4 separate regions of the Homo sapiens genome follow, and regions 1, 2 and 3 are each linked to region 4. A link is a contact called in ENCODE Hi-C data. All regions are on one chromosome and are shown on one strand. Each heading gives the region's core, a stretch centred on a gene start or an enhancer-like site at or near the end of the contact. The rest is flanking DNA. Distances are from core to core; before and after follow the strand shown. Region 1 has its middle 35 kb from the start of CCR7. Region 2 has its middle 18 kb from the start of CCR7. Region 3 holds the start of IGFBP4 (insulin like growth factor binding protein 4). Region 4 holds the start of KRT33A (keratin 33A).

Evidence for each region. A loop is a pair of places that touch in the nucleus more often than their neighbours do. Pooled maps may share reads with other maps.
Region 1: a loop to region 4 is called in a map with no recorded cell type, with 4 times the contacts of the local background. The contact joins the enhancer-like site here to the promoter of KRT33A in region 4. A Hi-C loop is called at or near these places in 12 of 37 single-sample maps with no recorded cell type and 5 of 50 pooled maps.
Region 2: a map with no recorded cell type shows a loop between it and region 4 (5-fold over the local background). The contact joins the enhancer-like site here to the promoter of KRT33A in region 4. A Hi-C loop is called at or near these places in 12 of 37 single-sample maps with no recorded cell type and 4 of 50 pooled maps.
Region 3: a loop to region 4 is called in a map with no recorded cell type, with 3 times the contacts of the local background. The contact joins the promoter of IGFBP4 here to the promoter of KRT33A in region 4. A Hi-C loop is called at or near these places in 2 of 37 single-sample maps with no recorded cell type and 2 of 50 pooled maps.

Annotation. Positions count from the first base shown.
Region 1 is chr17:40,597,512-40,602,581 of GRCh38, forward strand. No RefSeq gene overlaps it. Among named protein-coding and RNA genes, the nearest start is that of CCR7, 35 kb to the left of the region's middle. RefSeq lists enhancers at 450-659, 1,086-1,380, 1,588-1,887. Within about 2 kb of position 1,805, at least 13 of the 41 ENCODE cell types and tissues checked have a DNase peak (open chromatin) inside an H3K27ac peak, as active enhancers do.
Region 2 is chr17:40,581,206-40,586,558 of GRCh38, forward strand. No RefSeq gene overlaps it. Among named protein-coding and RNA genes, the nearest start is that of CCR7, 18 kb to the left of the region's middle. RefSeq lists enhancers at 1,019-1,158, 1,179-1,428 and a silencer at 1,187-1,332. Within about 2 kb of position 1,251, at least 11 of the 41 ENCODE cell types and tissues checked have a DNase peak (open chromatin) inside an H3K27ac peak, as active enhancers do.
Region 3 is chr17:40,441,825-40,446,680 of GRCh38, forward strand. IGFBP4 (insulin like growth factor binding protein 4) reads left to right here and starts at 1,626. Exons shown (of 4, transcript NM_001552.3): 1 at 1,626-2,260. The coding sequence starts at 1,912. RefSeq lists silencers at 1,523-1,712, 1,723-1,772, 1,783-1,832.
Region 4 is chr17:41,347,005-41,352,088 of GRCh38, forward strand. It overlaps KRT33A (keratin 33A), which reads right to left and starts at 3,824. Exons shown (of 7, transcript NM_004138.4): 1 at 3,416-3,824; 2 at 2,342-2,424; 3 at 1,479-1,635; 4 at 57-218. The coding sequence starts at 3,763. LOC105371778 (a long non-coding RNA gene) reads left to right here and starts at 4,493. Exons shown (of 2, transcript XR_001753056.1): 1 at 4,493-4,599. RefSeq lists an enhancer at 1-457.

The DNA.
Region 1 (5,070 bases), core at 555-3,054, 750 kb before region 4:
AAGTATAATTTCTTTTCAATGTCAGATTTAGGGCTTAACTCAGGAAGATGGATGAGCTCACTATTGTGGCTCCGGCTCACTGCATGAATTCCTGTTTAGAGTGATAGGTAAATAGCACCTGAACAAATGCAGCCTGCCCTCAGATTCAGGTGGAGGAACCCACACCTTAGAGGTCTTTCTCTGGCCTTCCTCAGACGGTACCCTTGTCAGGTGAAGGACTGGTCCATGTCCCCCCTTCTATGTCACACTCCAGGTCTCAGGACCCAGTATTCCCGGCCCAAAGAGTCCTCAGCCACTTTCAGGCTTGCATGGGCCTCTTCCCAGGGAAAATCCTCCACAGGGTAGACTGCACAGCTTGGTATGCACCCCTAGACTCTGTTGATGACCACGTCCTGGCTGTTTATGGTGGCTGTAGATGACGCTTAGGTATCCAGGCTGGGGAGTAGAGAAGGGGAGCTGAGGGGAGAGTCTGAGAGTTCTCGAAGGAGTCTGAGAATTCTAAATTTAAACATGACCCTTTAGGTCGTTATGAAAATGTATAGTTTCATTATGAAATGGAACCTATTTTATAAGTCTGTTAGCTCTATTTATAATGTAACTATCTGGGCAGGTAGTGCGTAGGCCTCTGTTTGTACTCTTGCCTGGGCCCTGCAAATATTTGAGACAGGCCGAAATGAATCTAACTGTGCTTCCTCAGAGAGTTACCAAAGCTCTCTGCAGGCCAGGCTCCCTGGTGGCAGCCCTGAACCCCTTTCCTGAGGATGTGGGAGAGGAAAAGAGGGAGACATTTCTTGGATGTCTGCTATGTGCTGGAATCTGACCTGGGCTGTTTCCCTCACATCATCTCATTTGGGTCTCCCAGCTACTTGCCAGATAGGTATGTCATTGCCAATGTATAGATGAAGAAATGGAGGCCTAGCAGCATTTAAGAGCCTTAAGTGCCCAAGCTGGGATTCCAGCGCAGATCTGCGTGGCTTCAAGTCTGGCCGTCTTCCATGCTGCCATTAGAGTTCTGTCCACCTTGGCTCTCCTCCCCGACAGGATTCCCAGAGGGCCCGAAGTCAGTTACTTAAATGGGTTGAAATCAGACATGTACTATGCTTTGGGGAGAAACGAAACCAAACCATAAATTTCCCGAACCTTCTCTGGTTGGCCCTGTTTTTGTTCCAAAGCAGAAAAGGGCAAAGTACAGGAGGGGGCTGGGGCAGAGAGAGTGCAAACACATGGGTACAGAAGGCACGTGATAATTCGCTGTGGAAGCAAGAGAGCGGGTGGGTGCGGACGTGGGTGGGAGTGAGGGCTGAGACCAAGAAGTTTGGCTTTTGAGTCAGTCCTGGTTTTAAATCTAGGTCCCACCACTTACAAATTGTTCAACTTAGACCAAGTTGCTTAACTACATAGAATCTCGGTTTCACTATCTTCAAAAGATAATTGATAATAGGGTTTCTTCTAAGAGTCTTTGTAAGGAGGAAACGAAATCGCATCAGTAAGGCCCCAGCCCGCAGCAGGTTCTCGACAACATTCATTCCCTTCCACCCTCTCCTTCCTCCTATTGACAGAGTTGCTTCAGCCCATTTTGGCATTCTGTAGATTTCTACAGCTGAGAAATCCAAAAATAAACTTGAATTATGGTGGGTTTAGCACCGAGGCACTTCTGTGTAAATAGCAGAAGTGAAAAGAAAAAAAAGGCCATCTCATTTCTAGTATTTGAAACCAAGCACCCTCATCGTGTGGGCGACTCATAGTAGAGGGGGCAGGGGGAGCGAGGTTTGGCATTTTTTCTCTGCTGTTTTTGTTTTTGTTCTGTGATGATGTGGGGGACTCTCCAGGGACATCATGCGTCACAGAGCAGGGGAGAAAGGGGAGGTGAAGACAGAGCAAGTAGGGAAATTTGATCCGGTCTCTGACGTTGTAGGGCAGAATTGGGGAAAGAGGGAGTGTCGGTCAATGGGTGGAAAAGGTCCCGTGGCTGTCATGCCCTTCTTACCTCCTGCCCCGAGACACAGTTGGGCAAGTCCCTTAATTCATTTTTCAGTGAGTTTCCCAAGAAAGGCCGTCTTCCGGAACATGTGTTATTCCTGAAATACATGGCAGACTCGGTTGAAAGGGTGTGTGTTTGTGGGTCACAGAGACTCACAAAAAGAGAAGGCAAGGGGCTGGCCCGCTTGACGTGAGCCCACATGGATGGGAGTCACAGGTGATTATTATTATTATTAACAAAAGGCTTCCCTTACCTCCCCAAACCTAACTTTTCACTATTCATACCATCCATGTCTTATAGGCCCAGGGAGATGAAAAAGTGAGTTTACCCAAGGGAATTCACAAGGGCCTAAGTAGAAGAGCCAGGATTTGAACTGGCTGCCCCTTTCTCTCTATGGGGCTGGCATTGGCCATCCTAATAATGGGGGAAAAGTTGGGTTAACGACCAGCGGCCTGGGGAATTCAGGTCACCTTGATGTTTGCCCTATGGTCTTGAGTTTTGCAACTTAAAAAAACAAAAAACAAAAAACTATACACACACACACACACACACACACATTATCTATCTACCTCTATTTTTTTAAGACAAGGTCTTGCTTTGTCACCTAGGCTGGAGTGCAGTGGCACGAGCACAGCTCACTGCAGCCCTGACTTCCCATGTTCAATTGATCCTCCCACCTCAGCCTCCCAAGTAGCTGGGACTACCAGCACATGCCACCACACCTGGCTAATTTTTTTATTTTTTGTAGAGGCAGGGTTTCATTATATTGCCCAGGCTGGTAAATGGACATATTGACATTACAAGTCGATGTTGTTTTTATAGAAGGAGCAAATAATGCAAAAGGGACCAACTCATCAGTGAAAACATATCATACCATGCTTGGTGTTTGCCTTGGCTAGAAGTCTCTGGAGGTGAATTTATGGAGAATGCATTCAAGCTGCCTCCCATTCCCACTATATAGATAACGAGAGGAAGGGGTTTAAGCTGCAATAGGAGGCTGTTGGAGAGACTCAAGGAGAAGCTTCCTGACCGTAGACGGTTGATAAATATAGGAGCCACTGGAGGGTGGAAGCAATAACTTTCCAATCCCCCGAGCCTTCCAGCATTTTTTGGTGTTTGCCAAATATCATCACCTCCTACCTCTCACCAGCGCCTGGACTCAACCTTTCTAGAGCCAGCTCAAATGCCACCCCTTCAGACTTCCCAGCATTGCTGTGAGGAATCGTGGGCTTTTCTTTCCTGCTCCCAGTGTGACTTTGGTACCTTTATTTAGCATCTATATTGTCCTCCCTTGACTTAAAGCCAAGTTGTTAATTCTCCCCTTTCTTGAGTTCTTAGAGGGCAGGGATGCATTCCATTCATCTTTATCACCAACACCTAAGGTGACACCTGGCACATAGTCAGTGCTCGTTAAAGGTGTGCTGAACTTTGAAACGAAGGGTTGCCTGTTGGTGGTTGAAAACATTTTTTTTTCGAACCTTGTTAAGTTTGAAAAGTTCAATCCCCAGTGCCAACATGCATATAAATATAGGTGCTTTCATGCTCTGTTGATGGGAATGTGAACTGGTTCAACTTTTCTGGAGAGTCATTTGGTAAACATTTAGGAGAAGTCTTAGAATTTTCTATGCCTTTTGACTGAATTCTTTTTTTTTTCTTTTCTCCTAAGGAGTTAGTGAATGGCTTTTCATAAAGACATTGTATTTTTTCATAGCAATGTTTTTAAAAATTATAGCAAAAATGGGGCCAATATTAATATGAATTTGGATAAATAGTGGTTTATATGCAATAGAATGTCATGTAGCCATTACAATTGATGATATATTTGTTAATCAAATAAGTAAAGTGACAAAAACATTACAAAATAGGAAGCATAGTAGGATTTCAATTTTGAAGGAAAATAAGGCTCTATCCATGGAAAAATGCCTTGAAGGATATACGTCTAAGTGTTTCAACCCTTTTTCTCTAGGTGGTGGGATTTTAGGGGATTTTGACTTTCTTCTGTTCATTTCTCTGAGTTTTCTCAATTTTCTCCCATGTGTTACAACGAACATGCATTACATTTAGAACATAGAAAAACATTTTCCAGCATCTTGAGTTGATTCTCTAAGTAAATTCCTTGCTCCTTAAATTCTGAAAACTGTAGAGACCAGATCAACGTGTAGGATGTCAGAGGTGGAAAAGCTGTGGGAAGTCCTTTGGGCCAGAGTTTTGCAAAACTGGCTGTGCGTGAGAATCACACGTGGGGCTTTCAGAACTCTGGCTCTGCCCATACCCAGTGGCAATAAATCAAAGTCACCAGGGATGGCTGCAGGCGTCAGAGTGGTTTAAAGCTCCCAGGTGATTCTAATATGCAGCCTAGTTTGAGAACCCTGCTTTTGAGTTGTGCTGTCTAACAGTAGCCACTAGCCACACGTGGCTATTTAAATTATGCAACACTAAATAAAAAATTCAGTTCCTTAGTCAAAGTAGCCACTTTTTTCTTTCTTTTTTTTCTTTTTTTTTTCTTGAGACAGAGTGTCACTCTGTCACTCAGGCTGGAGTGCAATGGTGCGATCTTGGCTCACTGCAACCTCTGTCTCCCGGGTTCAAACAATTCTCCTGCCTCAGCCTCCCAAGTAGCTGGGACTACAGGCACCCGCCACCATGCTCGCAAAGTAGCCACATTTTAAGCACTCAGTAGTCACATGTGTGGTTAGTGGCACTATATTGGGCAGTGCAAGTTAAGATCTACCTCTCACATTTCAGGAGAGGGCTGGGCATGGTGGCTCATGCCTGCAGTCCCATCACTTTGGGAGGCTGAGGCAGGAGGGTTGCTTGAGCACAGGCATTTGAGACCAGCCTGAGCAACATGGTGAGACCCCTATCTCTACAAAAAAAAAAAAAAATTAGTCAGGCATGGTGGCACGCACCTGTAGTCCCAGCTACTTGGTAGGCTAGGGTGAGAGGATCGCTTGAGCTGGGGAGGTCAGGGCCGTAGTGAACCATGATCATGCCGCTTGCGCTTCAGCCTGGGCAACCAAGTGAGATTCTGTTTCAAAAAAATTTTTTTCTTTTTTTTTCAGGAAAGGCTTTTGCAGGTGGGTGCCCTC
Region 2 (5,353 bases), core at 1-2,500, 770 kb before region 4:
GGCTTGAAGGCCCATCAACCTAGTCCTGGGCCTTGAGGAGCTTGACAAGCAATGGAAAATAGCATGGGCATCCACATCTCCAAGCACATCCTTATACCTCATCTCATTTAGCCCTCGGGCTGCCCTGTGTGGCAGGTTTCCATTCTATGATTGAGGAAGCTGAGACTTGAAAGGAAAGTGACTTGATATTTGACTCTAAGCTAAGGGGCTTTTCCCACTATGCCAGGCTGCCTTTACTGATGTTGGGCATGGTCGGAAGAGCTCAGACCACGGCTGCCCCCTCTCTTCCTGGGAAAGACACCCTCAGACAGGTCTTTACATCCCATCCTGTTTTACGAAGGTTTCTGAGAATGAGCAGGGAGAAGGACCTACAAGTAACCTTTATAGTCATTCAGTCCAACCACCTCACTGATGACTTGGTTACCCAGAGGATAAAGAAAAGCTTAGCTTACCAGAAACTCCAGCCCCTGTTATTATGAAAAAGAACAGGACAAGTCTTGAGACCCCTAGAGGAGGCCTCTGATCTGGAGAGAATCGACAGAGGAGCCAGACCCAGAGTCCCCTGGAGGGAGCCAGGTCTGCAGAAGCTCAGAAACTCAGTCCTGCCTTTCTTGCATATGGAGTCCATGGTCATAGTAGCAGTGTCCTGGCTCTACCCAGAGTGTCCAATGGCTTCCTGTCCCTCTGGACTTGTCATTTAGTGGGCAAAGTCCAAGATCACACCTCTCACTCCTGCCCCCACCTCTTGCCCCTGTTTTATCTCACTTGGGAATAATCTGTTCCCATGTGAAGCCAACGAAAATGAGCCTCCACCAGTGTGGGGTAACCCAACAGGCAGATTTGGTATGGACACAGGGCCCCAGCCAGATGAAGACATCCCAAAGTTGAGAAGAGTTCAGTAATCAGAAAATCTAAAAAGATGCTCTTTTAATTTCAGCACACATGTACATTTTGTGTTGTCTGGTGAGTATTAGGAATTATATTTGGAGAGAGACTGCAATCTTTATAGGGTTCAGGGCCTTTTAAGGTCTTACTCGGACCTTGGACAACCAAGAGGGAAAGGGCCAACAGGTGTGAGGAAAATAAGTTGTGAGGCTGCAGGGAGGAAGAGGATGGCTCACCAGGATGAAGAAAAGGGAAGGAGAGGAGCTCTCAGTGGTGCAATTGGTTAGCGTGTGGCACTTACATGAAAAGGGAAGGAGGGCTTGGCACAGGCTAGCGGGAAGCCTCAGGTCACCCTGACACCTGTTGCCATGGCCCGGCGGCGGTTTCCTGACTTGTCAGGACGTGTGCACAGAGAGAACAATGGGTTTGCCTTGACAGGAAGATGCTTCCTGTTTTGCTGCATGGGTTCATTGTTGGGCATTAAGAGGGAGGGGTCTATGTGTCTGTGTTTTTCGTGTTGCCAAAAGCTCTCTGAGGGGAGAAGTGGGGGTGAGTGAGGACGGGGGTCTGAGGAAAGGTGAAAGGGAAAGGAAGGGAGCAGTTATTCTTCCAGAATTGCTCAGCCAAACCTCACGCCATTCTAGTTTCAGCCAACCAGAGAGGGTGGGGCTGGCCCTGCTGTCCTACTGTCCCCAAGAGCTCTAAGCCCAGAGCTTTTGTGCATGACTGAGGGCTGCCCAGAATCCCTCCTTTTGTTCCCCAGTGAGACCCGGTGGTGACCTTTATCTTGGCAAGGTGGCAAGGGCGACAGGAAACTTGGACTGAAATAACCTCTGTGGTGAAAGCAGGGGTGGGAAATGTTGAGGCTGGTCTCATGGCGAGTGATAAATTAGACATCCAAGATGCCCACTCCCCACCTCCAGCCTGCCCATTGCTGGGCCAACCCTGCACATTCACAACCGAAATTGTACATTTTTAAAATTTATTTTTTATTCTTTTTAAAAAATTTTCCATACGTTATTGGGGTACAGGTGATATTTGGTTACATGAGTAAGTTATTTAGTGGTGATTTGTGAGATCCTGGTGCACCCATCACCCGAGCAGTATACACTGCACCATATTTGTTGTCTTTTATCCCTTGCCCCTTCCTGCTCTTCTCCCCAAGTCCCCGAAGTCCATTGTATCATTCTTATGCCTTTGCGTCCTCATAGCTTAGCTCCCACATGTCAGTGAGAACATACAATGTTTGGTTTTCCATTCCTGAGTTACTTCACCTAGAATAATAGTCTCCAATCTCATCCAGGTCATTGCAAATGCTGTTAATTCATCTCTTTATGGCTGAGACTAATCAGATGGAATACTATTCCATTATACATATATATACTACAGTTTCTTTATCCACTCGTTGATTGATGGGCATTTGGATTGGTTCCATGATTTTGCAACTGTGAATTGTGCTGCTATAAACATGTGTGTGCAAGTATCTTTTTCGAATAATGACTTCTTTTCCTCTGGGTATACCCAGTAGTGGGATTGCTGGATCAAATGGTAGTTCTACTTTTAGTTCTTTAAGGAATCTCCACACTGTTTTCCTTAGTGGCGTACTAGTTTACATTCCTACCAGCAGTATAGAAGTGTTCCCTGATCACTGCATCTCTGTCAACATCTACTGTTTTTTGATTCTTTGATTATGGCCATTCTTGCAGGAGTAAGGTGGTATCGCATTGTGGTTTTGATTTGAATTTCCCTGATCATTAGTGATGTTGAGCATTTTTTCATGTTTGTTGGCCATTTGTATATCTTCTTTTGAGAATTGTCTATTCATGTCCTTAGCCCACTTTTTGATGGGATTGTTTGTTTTTTTCTTACTGATTTGAGTTTGTTGTAGATTCTGGATATTAGTCCTTTGTCAGATGTATAGATTGTGAAGATTTTCTCCCACTCTGTGGGTTACCTGTTTACTCTGCTGACTGTTCCTTTTGCCATGCAAAAGCTCTTTAGTTTAATTAGGTCCCAGCTATTTATCTTTGTTTTTATTGCAATTGCTTTTGGGGTTTTGGTCATGAAATCCTTGCCTAAGCCAATGTCTAAAATAGTTTTTCCAATGTTATCTTCTAGGACTTTTACAGTTTCAGGTCTTAGGTTTAAGTCCTTAATCCATCTTGAGTTGATTTTTGTATAAGGTGAGAGATGAGGATCCAATTTCATTCTCCTACATGTGGCTAGCCAATTATCCCAGCACCATTTGTTGAAAAGGGTGTCCTTTCCCCACTTTATGTTTTTGTTTGCTTTGTTGAAGACCAGTTGGCTGTAAGTATTTGGGTTTATTTCTGGGTTCTCTATTCTGTTCCATTGGTCTATGTGCCTATTTTTATACCAGTACCATGCTGTTTTGGTGACTATGGCCTTATAATATAGTTTGAAATCAGGTAGTGTGATGCCTCCAGATTTGTTCTTTTTGCTTAGCCTTGCTTTGGCTATGTGGGCTCTTTTTTGGTTCCATATGAATTTTAGAATTGTTTTTTCTAACTCTGTGAAGAATGGTGGCAGTATTTTGATGGGGATTACATTGAATTTGTAGATTGCTTTTGGCAGTGTGGTCATTTTCACAATATTGAGTCTACCTATCCATGAGCATGGCATGTGTTTCCATTTGTTTGTGTTGTCTGATTTCTTTCAGTAGTGTTTTGTAGTTTTCCTCGTAGAGGTCTTTTGACTCCTTTGTTAGGTTATTCCTAAGTATTTTATTTTTCTTGGAGCTATTGTAAAGCTATTTATTTTTCTTGGAGCTATTCTTGAGTTCTTGATTTGATCTCTGCTTGGTCATTGTTGGTGTATAGAAGAGCTACTAATTTGTGTATATTAATCTTATAATTGGAAACTTTGCTGAATTCTTTTATCAGTTCTGGAGGAGTCCTTAGGGTTTTCAAGGTAAACTATCATATCATCAGCAAACAGGGACAGTTTGACTTCCTCTTTGCTGATTTGGATGCCCTTTATTTCTTTCTCTTGTCTGATTGCTTTGGCTAGGACTTCCAGTACTATGTTGAAGAGGAGTGGTGACAGTGGGCGTCCTTATCTTGTTCCTGTTCTCAGAGGGAATGCTTTCAACTTTTCCCCATTCAGCATTATGTTGGCTGTGTGTTTGTCATAGATGGTTTTTATTACATTAAGGTATGTCCCTTGTGTGCTGATTTTGCTGAGGGTTTTAATCATAAAGCGATGCTGGATTTTGTCAAATGCTTTTTCTACATCTATTGAGATGATCATGTGATTTTTGTTTTAAATTCTGTTTATGTGGTGTACCACATTTATTGACTTGCATATGTTAAACCATCCCTGCATCCCTTGTATGAAACCCACTTGATCATGGTGGATTATCTTTTTGATAGGTTGTTGGATTCGGTTAGCTAATATTTTGTTAAGGATTTTAGCATCTGTGTTCATCAAGAATATTGGTCTTAGTTTTCTTTTGTGGTTGTGTCCTCTACTGGTTTTGGTATTAGGGTGAGGCTGGCTTCATAGAATGAATTAGAGAGGGTTCCTTCTTTCTCTATCTTGTGGAATAGTGTCAAGAGGATTGGTACCAATTCCTCTTTGAATGTCTGGTAGAATTCTGCTGTGAATCCATCTGGTCCTGGACTATTTTTTGTTGGTAATTTTTATTTATTTATTTATTTTTGAGACAGAGTCTCCCTATGTTGCCCAGGCTGGAGTGCAGTGGCATGATCTCAGCTCACTGCAAGCTCTGCCTCCTGGGTTCACGCCATTCTCCTGCCTCAGCCTCTCCGAGTAGCTGGGACTACAGGTGCCTGCCACCACGCCCAGCTAATTTTTTGTATTTTTAGTAGAGACAGGGTTTCACTGTGGTCTCGATCTCCTGACTTCATGATCTGCCCGCCTTGGCCTCCGAAAGTGCTGGGATTACAGGCATGAGCCATCACGCCTGGCCTTTGTCAGTAATTTTTAAAGTAACATTTCAATCTTGCTGCTTGTTATTGGTCTGTTCAGGGTGTCTAATTCTTCCTGATTTAAGCTAGGAAGGTTGTATTTTTCCAGGAATTTATCCATCTCTTCTAGATTTTCTAGTTTCTGTGCATAAAGGCATTTACAGTAGCCTTGAATGATCTTTTGTATTTCAGGGTGTCAGTTGTAATATCTCCTGTTTTGTTTCTCAGTGAGGTTATTTGGATTTTCTCTCTTCTTTTCTTGGTTAATCTTGCCATGGTCTATCAATTTTATTTATCTTTTCAAAGAACTAGGTTCTTGTTTCATTTATTTTTGTATTCTTTTGTTTCAATTTCATTTAGTTCTGGTCTGATCTTGGTTTTTTCCTTTCTTCTGCTGGGTTGGGGTTTGGTTTGTTCTTGTTTCTCTAGTTCCTTGAGGCATGACCTTAGATTGTCTGTTTGTGCTCTTTCAGACTTTTTGATGTAGGCGTTTGGGGCCATGAACTTTCCTCTTAGCA
Region 3 (4,856 bases), core at 376-2,875, 910 kb before region 4:
CCACGCCCGGCTAATTTTTGTATTTTTAGTAGAGATGGGGTTTCACCGTGTTGGCCAGACTGGTCTCAAACTCCTGACCTCAGGTGATCTGCCCACCTTGGCCTCCCAAAGTGCTAGGATTACAGGCATGAGCCACTACGCCTGGCCTTCTTTTTTCTCTTTCTTTCTTTTTTTTTTTGAGATGGAGTCTCGCTCTGTCGCCCAGGTTGGAGTGCAGTGGCGCAATCTCAGCTCACTGCAAGCTCCACCTCCCGGGATCATGCCATTCTCCTGCCTCAGCCTCCCTAGTAGCTGGGACTACAGGCACCCGCCACCACGCCCGGCTAACTTTTTGTATTTTTAGTAGAGAGGGGGTTTCACCGTGCTAGCCAGGATGGTCTCGATTTCCTGACCTCGTGATCTGCCCGCCTCGGCCTCCCAAAGTGCTGGGATTACAGGCGTGAGCCACCGCGCCCGGCCTTCTTTCTTTCTTTCTTTTTTAGACAGAGTTTCCTTCTTTCACCTAGGCTGGTGTGCAGTGGTACAATTCTAGCTCACTGCAGCCTCCAACTCCTGGGCTCAAGTGATCCTCTTGCCTCAGGCTCCCGAGTACCTGGGACCACAGGTGAACGCCACCACACCTGGCTAATTTTAAAATTTTTTTGTAGAGACAAGGTCTCACTACGTTGCCCAGACTGGTCTTGAACTCCTGGGCTCAAGTGATCCTCCCGCCTCAGCCTCCAAAAGTGCTGACATTACAGGTGTGAGTCACTGCTGCAGGCCCCTCAAATCCTTCACTGCCATCTGGGAAATGATCACAACAGCTCTACAAATACACAATGATTACAAGGAATGGTGCCCCACTGGAGTTGTTCAACGCAAAACTTGCACATTGCAAGTGGCAATCTCCCAGGCCTGCCTCCCTCCACGAGTGGGTCTGAATGGGCCTGAGAGGCAAACATCCAAGAAGGAGGAAGAGGCTCGGCGGCACCTCCCTCCCCGGGAGTTCTGCTGATTCCATCTTGGGGAAGCAGGGTGGACCAGGGCCCAAATGCGCCCTGGGGAGATTGCGGGGGCGGGAGAGGTTGCAAGGGGCAAGTGGCAAGAGCCTGTTAACGTCTTAGGGCCTCCAGGCCTTTCTGTGCCCCTAGCTGTGCCTGTACGCTTTACCCCACCTCAGGAGGCTTGGTCTCCAGCGGTTGAGGCTGGAAGCACCGGGGTGCGGTGGAAAGGGCTCTGTCCAGGAAGACCGGATCCGCAGAGCCGGGAGTCCGGGCTAGGAAGTCCCTTTCTCGGTGGGAGACTGAGGCCGCCTTGGCGGGGCGGGACGAGACTCCTCCGAGGTCGGGAAAGGGGGCCCCGCAGCAGCCCCTTGGCTTCCCTTCTCCCTTGCCTCCCCTCCGGGGCTCCGGTTCAGAGGCACTCTGGGCGCCTGCTACAGCTTCCAAACTGCGCCGCTTCCTTCTTCGGCAGAAAAGGACTTTCAGATGCGGCGGCGGCGGCGGCGGCGACTCAGGACAGCGCCCCCTCCCCCTAACGGCCGCCTCTCCCTCTCCCCCTCGCCCGCCCCGGCTCCCCCACCTCTGGGAAGGCGCTGGGGGTGTGGCCAGGGACCGGTATAAAGTCCGGGGGAGCCGGTCCCGGGCAGCCGCTCAGCCCCCTGCCCCTCGCCGCCCGCCGCCTGCCTGGGCCGGGCCGAGGATGCGGCGCAGCGCCTCGGCGGCCAGGCTTGCTCCCCTCCGGCACGCCTGCTAACTTCCCCCGCTACGTCCCCGTTCGCCCGCCGGGCCGCCCCGTCTCCCCGCGCCCTCCGGGTCGGGTCCTCCAGGAGCGCCAGGCGCTGCCGCCGTGTGCCCTCCGCCGCTCGCCCGCGCGCCCGCGCTCCCCGCCTGCGCCCAGCGCCCCGCGCCCGCGCCCAGTCCTCGGGCGGTCATGCTGCCCCTCTGCCTCGTGGCCGCCCTGCTGCTGGCCGCCGGGCCCGGGCCGAGCCTGGGCGACGAAGCCATCCACTGCCCGCCCTGCTCCGAGGAGAAGCTGGCGCGCTGCCGCCCCCCCGTGGGCTGCGAGGAGCTGGTGCGAGAGCCGGGCTGCGGCTGTTGCGCCACTTGCGCCCTGGGCTTGGGGATGCCCTGCGGGGTGTACACCCCCCGTTGCGGCTCGGGCCTGCGCTGCTACCCGCCCCGAGGGGTGGAGAAGCCCCTGCACACACTGATGCACGGGCAAGGCGTGTGCATGGAGCTGGCGGAGATCGAGGCCATCCAGGAAAGCCTGCAGCCCTCTGGTAAGGTACCCCTGGCCTCCCAATTCCCTCCTGAGTGCGCTCCCTTCCCAGCGGCTTCTTCCCCATTCCAGCCGCCCTGGAAGGCCCTTAAAAATCCCCTATGAGTTGAAGAGAAGGCAGGTACGTGGCAGGGCCCGACTGGCATGGGACAGGCTCATCAAGGAAACTGCTACCGAGTCCCTAGCAGCCTGTTGCCACCACCAAGGGAGACTGTCCCATCGCTCCATCTCAAACCTCCAAGGGTTGTCTGTTTGATAAGGGGGTCCCAGTGGGAGGCCTGGCTGCTGGTGCAGGAGTGGCAGATTAAGGTCCAGTTAAGTCAGCTGTCTAGGGCCAGAGAACTGGAGGATGGTGGTGGGGTGTGTGTTGGGGAGGATGAGGGAGTGGGGAAAGCTTTCTGTTCCTGATCCAGGCCGAGGGTGAAATCCCAGTGGTCTGGGGAGCCAGGGCCTGAACTTTTTTTTTACATGGTCCAGTGGTGGAGTGGGACATACAAATTAGAGGGACTTTGGCGTTGAGGGGCATTAGACTTGCCCTTCCCCAAAGCCCAGAGCCAGGTCACCTTGTTGTTTGAGAGGCAGTGGGAAGACAGGGGTCCCTCTGCCAGGCCTGGACACCTCTGCCTGCCCTGGTATACAGGCCCCCTGTTCTTTTCTCCAGGCAGGTAGGATTTGAGGTGGTAGAAAAGTCTTGGCTCCTAGCCGAGAGCTGCAGGAGCCTCATGTGTGTGGGATAGGGAATAGAGAAGGGGCCAGGGCGCCAGGGGAGAGAAACAGAGAGAGAGAGAGAGAGAGAGAGAAACACACACACACACACACACACACACACACACACACACACACAGAGACAGAGAGAGAGAGAGAGAGAGAGAGAGAGAGAGAGAGAGAGAGAGAGAGAGAGACTCTGAGAAGGCCCTTGCCCTAACCTCATTCTTACACTTTCTTTTTTTGTTTCTCAGTTTCTCCTTAGACTCTCAGTCTCTTTTCCTTCTTTCTCTTGCTCTTTTGTTCTTCCTGATTTGTCTCTCAACCTCTAGTTTCACTAGTCATGCTCTCGAGTTCTGTTTTCCTCAGTGTCTTCTGCCCATCGTGCGTTTCTTTCTCCACCTTATTCTGTGTTTCTGTTTCAGTTGCTCTGCTTCTCTCCCTCTCTTTCTGTTGCTGTTTCTCTGTGTCTCTGTCACTGTTGGTCTTTCCCTGTTACTTTGGGAATCTCTCTGTCTGTCTTTCTGTATCTATGCCTCTGTTTCTCATTCCATCTCCGACCCTGTTTTGCTCTCCTGTGCCTCTGTCTGTCTCTGTCTCTTTTCCTGGTGCTTGAAGCTTCCATTGTTGCAGTCCGGATGCTGGGACTCCAGCCCCAAGCTTCCTGTCCTGGGACCCAAACCCTCCACTTCCTCAATCCTCTGCAGCTTGTCAGCCGAGGAGAGCAGGATGCAGGGAAAACAGGAAGGAGGTGGACTCCAGGGGTCTGGGCCTCGGGCCTCTCTGCCCTTCCTGCCCCTGGGTAGGGAGAGATGGGTCAGCAGAAAACATTCTAGGAGAAATGCCAGCCTGGCACCCAGCATATCTGGGAAGGGGGGTCCTGGGGGAGAAAGTCGCTAATCTTGGGGCAGAGATGCCAGTGGCAATGGTAGAGGAGGGGTACTGAGACTGGGAGGGAGCAAGGGCCGAGCCCTTGGGTTCGCGGGGTACAACAGAGTCACGTTCCCTTTGAATCTCCATCCTCCACCAGCCAGAGGGTATCTGGCACCAGATAAGGATGGCTGGTAGCCTCCTCCTCTCTCAGCACTTTGAATGCAAGACAGAAGAGCCCTCAAAGGGCTGGGTAGGAATACCTCATCCTCTGGTTGGGTAGGAATACTCCATCCTGTAGTGGAGGAAAATAAGATCCCCTAGGGGTTTGGGGAGGGCATGGCATGAGAATTTTGTGGTTGTCCTCTGGATATAATGCAAACTGGCCTCCAGGAATATCTAGGGGCTGGGTGTGGAGGTTCATGCTTGTAATCCCAGCACTTTGGGAGGATTGCTTGAGGCCAGGAGTTCGAGACCAGCCTGAGCAATATAGCCAGACCCCCGTCTCTACAAAAAAAAAAAAAAAAAAATAGGCAACTGCAGTGGCTCATGCCTGTAGTCCCAGGTATTTGGGAGTCTGAGATGAGAAGTTCAAGGTTACAATGAGCTATGATCACGTGATTGCACTCCAGCCTGGGCGACTCTATTTCGTAAAAAAAAAAAAAAAAAAAAGTAGGCCGGGTGCAGTGGCTCACACCTGTAATCTCAGTATTTTGGGAGGCTGAGGAGGGTGAATCACCTGAGGTCAGGAGTTTGAGACCAGCCTGGTCAACATGGTGAAACCTCGTCTCTACTAAAAATACAAAAATTAGCTGGGCATGGTGGTGCGTGCCTGTAGTCCCAGCTACTTGGGAGGCTGAGGCAGGAGAATCACTTGAACCCGGGAGGTGGAGGTTGCAGTGAACCAAGATTGTGCCACTGCGCTTTAGCCTGGGTGACAGAGCGAGACTCTGTCTAAAGAAAACAAAACAAATAAACAAAAAAAACAAAAAACGGTGTCTTGGAATGGGGTGGCTTTAGGT
Region 4 (5,084 bases), core at 2,574-5,073:
CCTCCGGGGCCCTGGGGGGCCTCGGGTCCTGAGTGGCCACGTGCTTAGATGCCCACCTGCGTGGCGAACCATTGCTCCACTTCCCTGCGGTTGGTTTCCACCAGGGCCTCATACTGACTCCTGGTCTCATTCAGGACCTGGTTCAGGTCCACAGTGGGAGCAGCGTCCACCTCCACGTTGAGGCGGTCTCCAAGCTGGCAGCGCAGGGTGTTAACCTCCTGATGGAGAAAGGGCAAAATTTTAAATTTCACAAAGGATCTTGGTGCTCTCCTTAAGAGAATGCAATTCAACTTCTGATCATTCTTAAGCTTTCAAGAAACTTTGTTCCCTCTGATCCTGTCACTAACCAGGATCTATATTCAATGACTAATTTGTATACTCCACTTTTTACAAACTACTTTCAAGCCCATGACTTCCCTCTGCTCTTTGTATTAAATGTATCACTCCTCATTTAGAGAGATTCAGTGATTTGGGCTCAAAGCTGATACATGGTGGGCCATTATTTAAACTCTGGTCCCCAAATGCCCAGTTCAGTGTTTTTGCTAGTATACCATATAGCCTCACATGTTTGACTCTTAAGCATGGATAATAAAAAGAACAGAGTCTAGCTAAAGAGGAAATACAGAATGCTTACTTCAAAATCTGCCATCCTGGCATAGAAGAGACTTAAAGGGTGATTTGTTGATTCCACCAGCATAGATTTTGCTGAAGGCAATAAGTATCTGTTTACTTCCCTGCTAAGCATAGCTTGGTACTTGGGCTTAGGCGGATTTCAGACAAATTTGTATTCAACCTCATCTCTACCACTTAATACATTGCTTCTAGAAGCTTCTTGAAGCCTCGATTTCTTCATCTTAACATGAGAACTGCCTCCGGAGTTAAAGCACTTAGCACAATGTTTGGCACATACTAAGCACTTGATTAATATTAACTGTCACCATTTACATTGTTCTTGGATTTCAGGTTGCATAAAATACACGTCTTCTTTTTTGCCCAACTGACTTAGCCATAATGGTGAGCATTTTGCTCAAGGCTGTTTCCAAGCAACACTGAACAGCAAGCAGAAAGAGCTCTGGACAGGAACGAAGAGAATTGCATTTTGTTCTAGCTCAGCCCTCTCTGCCTGATGGGCCTAGGCCATCCTGGCTTCTCCAGCTACAAATGGAGAATTGGAATAGAAGATTGCTGCTGCATGCACTCTAACCTGGGCACAGGAGAGGCTGTGGCTTCTGCCTCATTACCCAGCTTTCCTCACTACTGGGCTTGCCAACTTCCTCACTCTCATTCCTGCCTCTGGCAGAAAAATCCTAATCTCATATCACAGGTTTTTAGATTAGTCATTCTCTACATATCCCTTTTTGTATGCAGAATTACTTCCTCAGCTAATTGAGCCTCTACTGACAGCCTGTCCTGGACCCTGTGGCAGTTGTGAAACAGGTCCTGGCTAGTCTGAGCCCATCACTCTTCAGGGAACTCACCTGCTCATGGTTCTGCTTGAGGCACAGCAGCTCCTCCTTCAGGGACTCCACCTGGGCCTCCAGGTCAGACCTGCACAGGGTCAGCTCATCCAGGATCCTGCGCAGGCCATTGATGTCCGACTCCACCAGCTGCCGCAGGGACAGCTCGGTCTCATATCTGTGATCACAGGAGGGTCAGGAACAGGCTGGGCAGGAATAGGCCTGGCCTTGACTCTGCTTTGGTTTGGTTAGTCAGGCAACTAGGAATTAGGGTTTGTAGTTTTTATAGCCATCTCTTTTGTTTAGGTTTTCAGCATCGAGCTGGAAGAAAATGCACTGGTAATTTTACGTTTAAAGATCCAGTGGATAGACTTCTATATTCCTAGCTATTCAGGAGGCTAAGGGGAGAGGGTTGCTTGAGCCCAGGAGTCTGAGGATCTGAAGTTACACTGAGCTATGATTGCACCACTGCCCTCCAGCCTGGGTGACAGAGCAAGGCCCTGTCTCTAAAAAAAAGAAGAAAGCCAGTGGATTTAGGATAAAAGCTGACAAACTGTAAGACTTCCAAAATAATATGCTTCCACATTCTCCATTCTCATGAATGGGTTCTGTGCATAGGAGAACATCGGGGGCCAACACGTCTACACTAACTCACAGTACGACTAGGGGTGTCACGTCACAGAGGAGAAGAAGGAGGAAAGGAAGTCTAAGGCCTGGGGAAAGGATCTCTGAGCTACGGTGTGTGGTGGCTCTGTGAATCTTGGAGAAAGCAGCTAGAACATAGCTCAGTCACTGTTTGTTTAACTTGTGTTGACAACAGGCTAAAGGAAAGGAGGGCTGCCAGAGAAGAGAAATAAACAGCAACACCCCGCTTGCCCACTCACTTGGTCCTGAAGTCATCTGAGGCCAGCTTGGCATTGTCGATCTGCACCACAAGCCTGGCATTCTCAGACTTGCTGCACAGGATCTAGAAGGCCCAAAACATTCAAGAATGAGCAAGGACTTGGTAATTTTTCACCAATGGCAGTCCTTCCTAATTCACTTCCTTGGAAGGATCAGGATGTCTATCTTATTAAATGCTTTCTATATACAGCAGGTACTCAATGAATATTTCCAAAATTATATTCAAAAAAAGAACACCAAAATATGCAAAAAGTATAAGTAGATAATCTTTTTTCTATCCTAATGAGCAATACTGAGAAGCTGATCATAATAGTTGACATTTATGAAAAACACCTACTATGTTTCTGGCATGATACTAGGAGCTGAGGATACAAAAATTGGTAAGCACTTGATCCTGCCCTCAAGAAACTTTCAATCAAGCAGAAAAGACAAATAGGTAAACTAGCAATTGCAGGGGACTGGATCAGGGAAGAAGCCACATGTTCCCAGATGTCCCAGACAACTGGGACTACTTTGTCCTAGGTAATTTCCAATCTTCCCAATTTGGGCCAAACATTTTAGGCTCTCACTGGACACTGTGCACCAGGAGAAGCCCAGAGGCATGAAGGTGAGGACAATGAAATCAGGATAAGTAGGAACCTAGAAGAGAGAGGCAGCCAGCAGTCCAAGGGGCAAAAAGCTCAGATGAGGGAGAAAGAAAATGGCCCAGTCTTTACAAAAGATTCCGTTTCCCCAGCTTCCTTTGGACTCAGTCCTTTTCTCTCACCTCAGGGTAATAATTCTGGAGCTTGGCAGGTGCATGGAAGCATTCAGAGGTAGTTTTTAATTACAGCTCATTTATGCAAAGTGCTGCTACCTCCACATAGACTAACACTATGCAAATATTTAGACCTAACAGTCCCAAGTCTAGTATTAGATGGGCCCTCAAAAAACAAAATGGAAAGGCCAGTTTTCAGCTTTTCATTCACATCAAGAGCTTACGTTGTTTCTCAATCACAACTCGGATTCTCTCCCGACAACTTCCTACTGGAGGCACTGTGTCGCCCACTCCTCACCTTCTGCTGGAGCTCCTCAATGGTCTTGAAGTAGGACTGGTAGCTGGCACACACCAAGGGCTCCTGCTGCTGTGACCGCTCCCGGATGAGGTTCTCCAGCTCCGCGTTGTCCCGCTCCAGCTGACGCACCTTCTCCAGGTAGCTGGCCAGGCGGTCGTTCAGGAACTGCATGGTCTCCTTCTCACTGCCATTGAAGGAGCCCTCACAGAACCAGTTGCAGTTGCTCACATTGGCGGGGATGTTGCAGGCCCCGGGCAGGGTGCAGCCGTGGCAGCTGGGGGGCACACAGGGCCGGGAGGAGCAGCTGGTGCGGCAGCTCAGGCTGGGCAGGCCACAACTGTAAGACATGGTGCAGGGAGGGAGTGTCCAGCTGAAGACAGAGTCCAAAATCTCCAGGTTGTAGAGCGGTGGGTCTCCTTCCTCCAGGGAGCATTTATACCTCGTCCATGGAGGGTGTGGACACGTAAGACAACCCCTTTTTTTTTTTTTTTTTTTTGCTCATTTGGTGATTGTCAAAAGCCCTTCCCTCCATTTGTTGTGTTTCTTCAGAAGAGTCTCTCCCCTCATAAAATACTTTACTTGGGCTTCTCGCTAAGTCGGGACTCCTCTTCCATGCTGTGTGTCATGATGTAAGAGCTTCATGGTGTGACTTCAAAGACCTGGACTCATGAAAGCCCTGGCCTTCTTCAGTGGGGTGCAGCAGGTCAAGAGACAGTATTGCTGTTCTGCTTTGTGGCTTGAGGCCCCTAACTCTTTGGCAAGCTCTGGCTCTCCTTGGTGAAATGGAAAAGCATAGCTCTTGCCCTGTGTCTTTTGCTAGGTCACATTTCCAAGTGCCAAATTCCAAATTCATGGTTCTCAGAAAGAGGAATAGATCCTTTCTGGGACAGTTCCTGATGGCCATGTTTCCTGATATGATGGGCTTTTTTCATGTCCATGATGACGTCAATCAACCAAATAATAGATATCCACTATGACAATTTCATCCAGGGCGATGTAATAGACACTGGGAGGGGTGGAAAATAGGACTCAATGCTATGGTCAGAAGAAGTTCTTACTTGTTAAGAAACTGCACAAGCCCAAGGTAGTGTGGACACTTTTCACAAACTAGATCCTTTTTACAAACATGATCCTCAAACATGCAGAACTTAGATGTCCATTATTCCTCACCAGAACTCTTAAAGGTAAACTGTATAATTCCCATTTTATAGATGAGAACACCAAGGCATAGAGGGTGAGGATAATAAGTTGTGGACCTAGGATTCCAAAGCAGATCACTTTTCTTTTCATCACAACACTTGGCTTAAATATAAATGGCTTACTTCCTTCCCTTCTTCAGACAGGCCGTCCCTTTCTCCTCTCCAAGCTCTCTTTTTACCTTGAGCATGACACTGTCATGACTTATGTGCTTGTCTCTCTGTCTCTATTTGAGGTCCCTGAAGGCAAGGGCAGGGTCTAGTTTGTCTTTGAATCCCCAGCTCTAGGCACCTGGTAGGCACTGTTGAATGGGTGTGGGTAGAGTGATGAAGGGATGAACAGGAAATAATAATCTGAGGCAGAAGTTGACAAGTGATAACTGAGTGGTTTACACACTGGGGAGGGCGAGCAGCTCCAGGATTGGAGGCTCTTAGGAATGGATGAATGGATTTGTGCTGGGATAGGGAGGCTT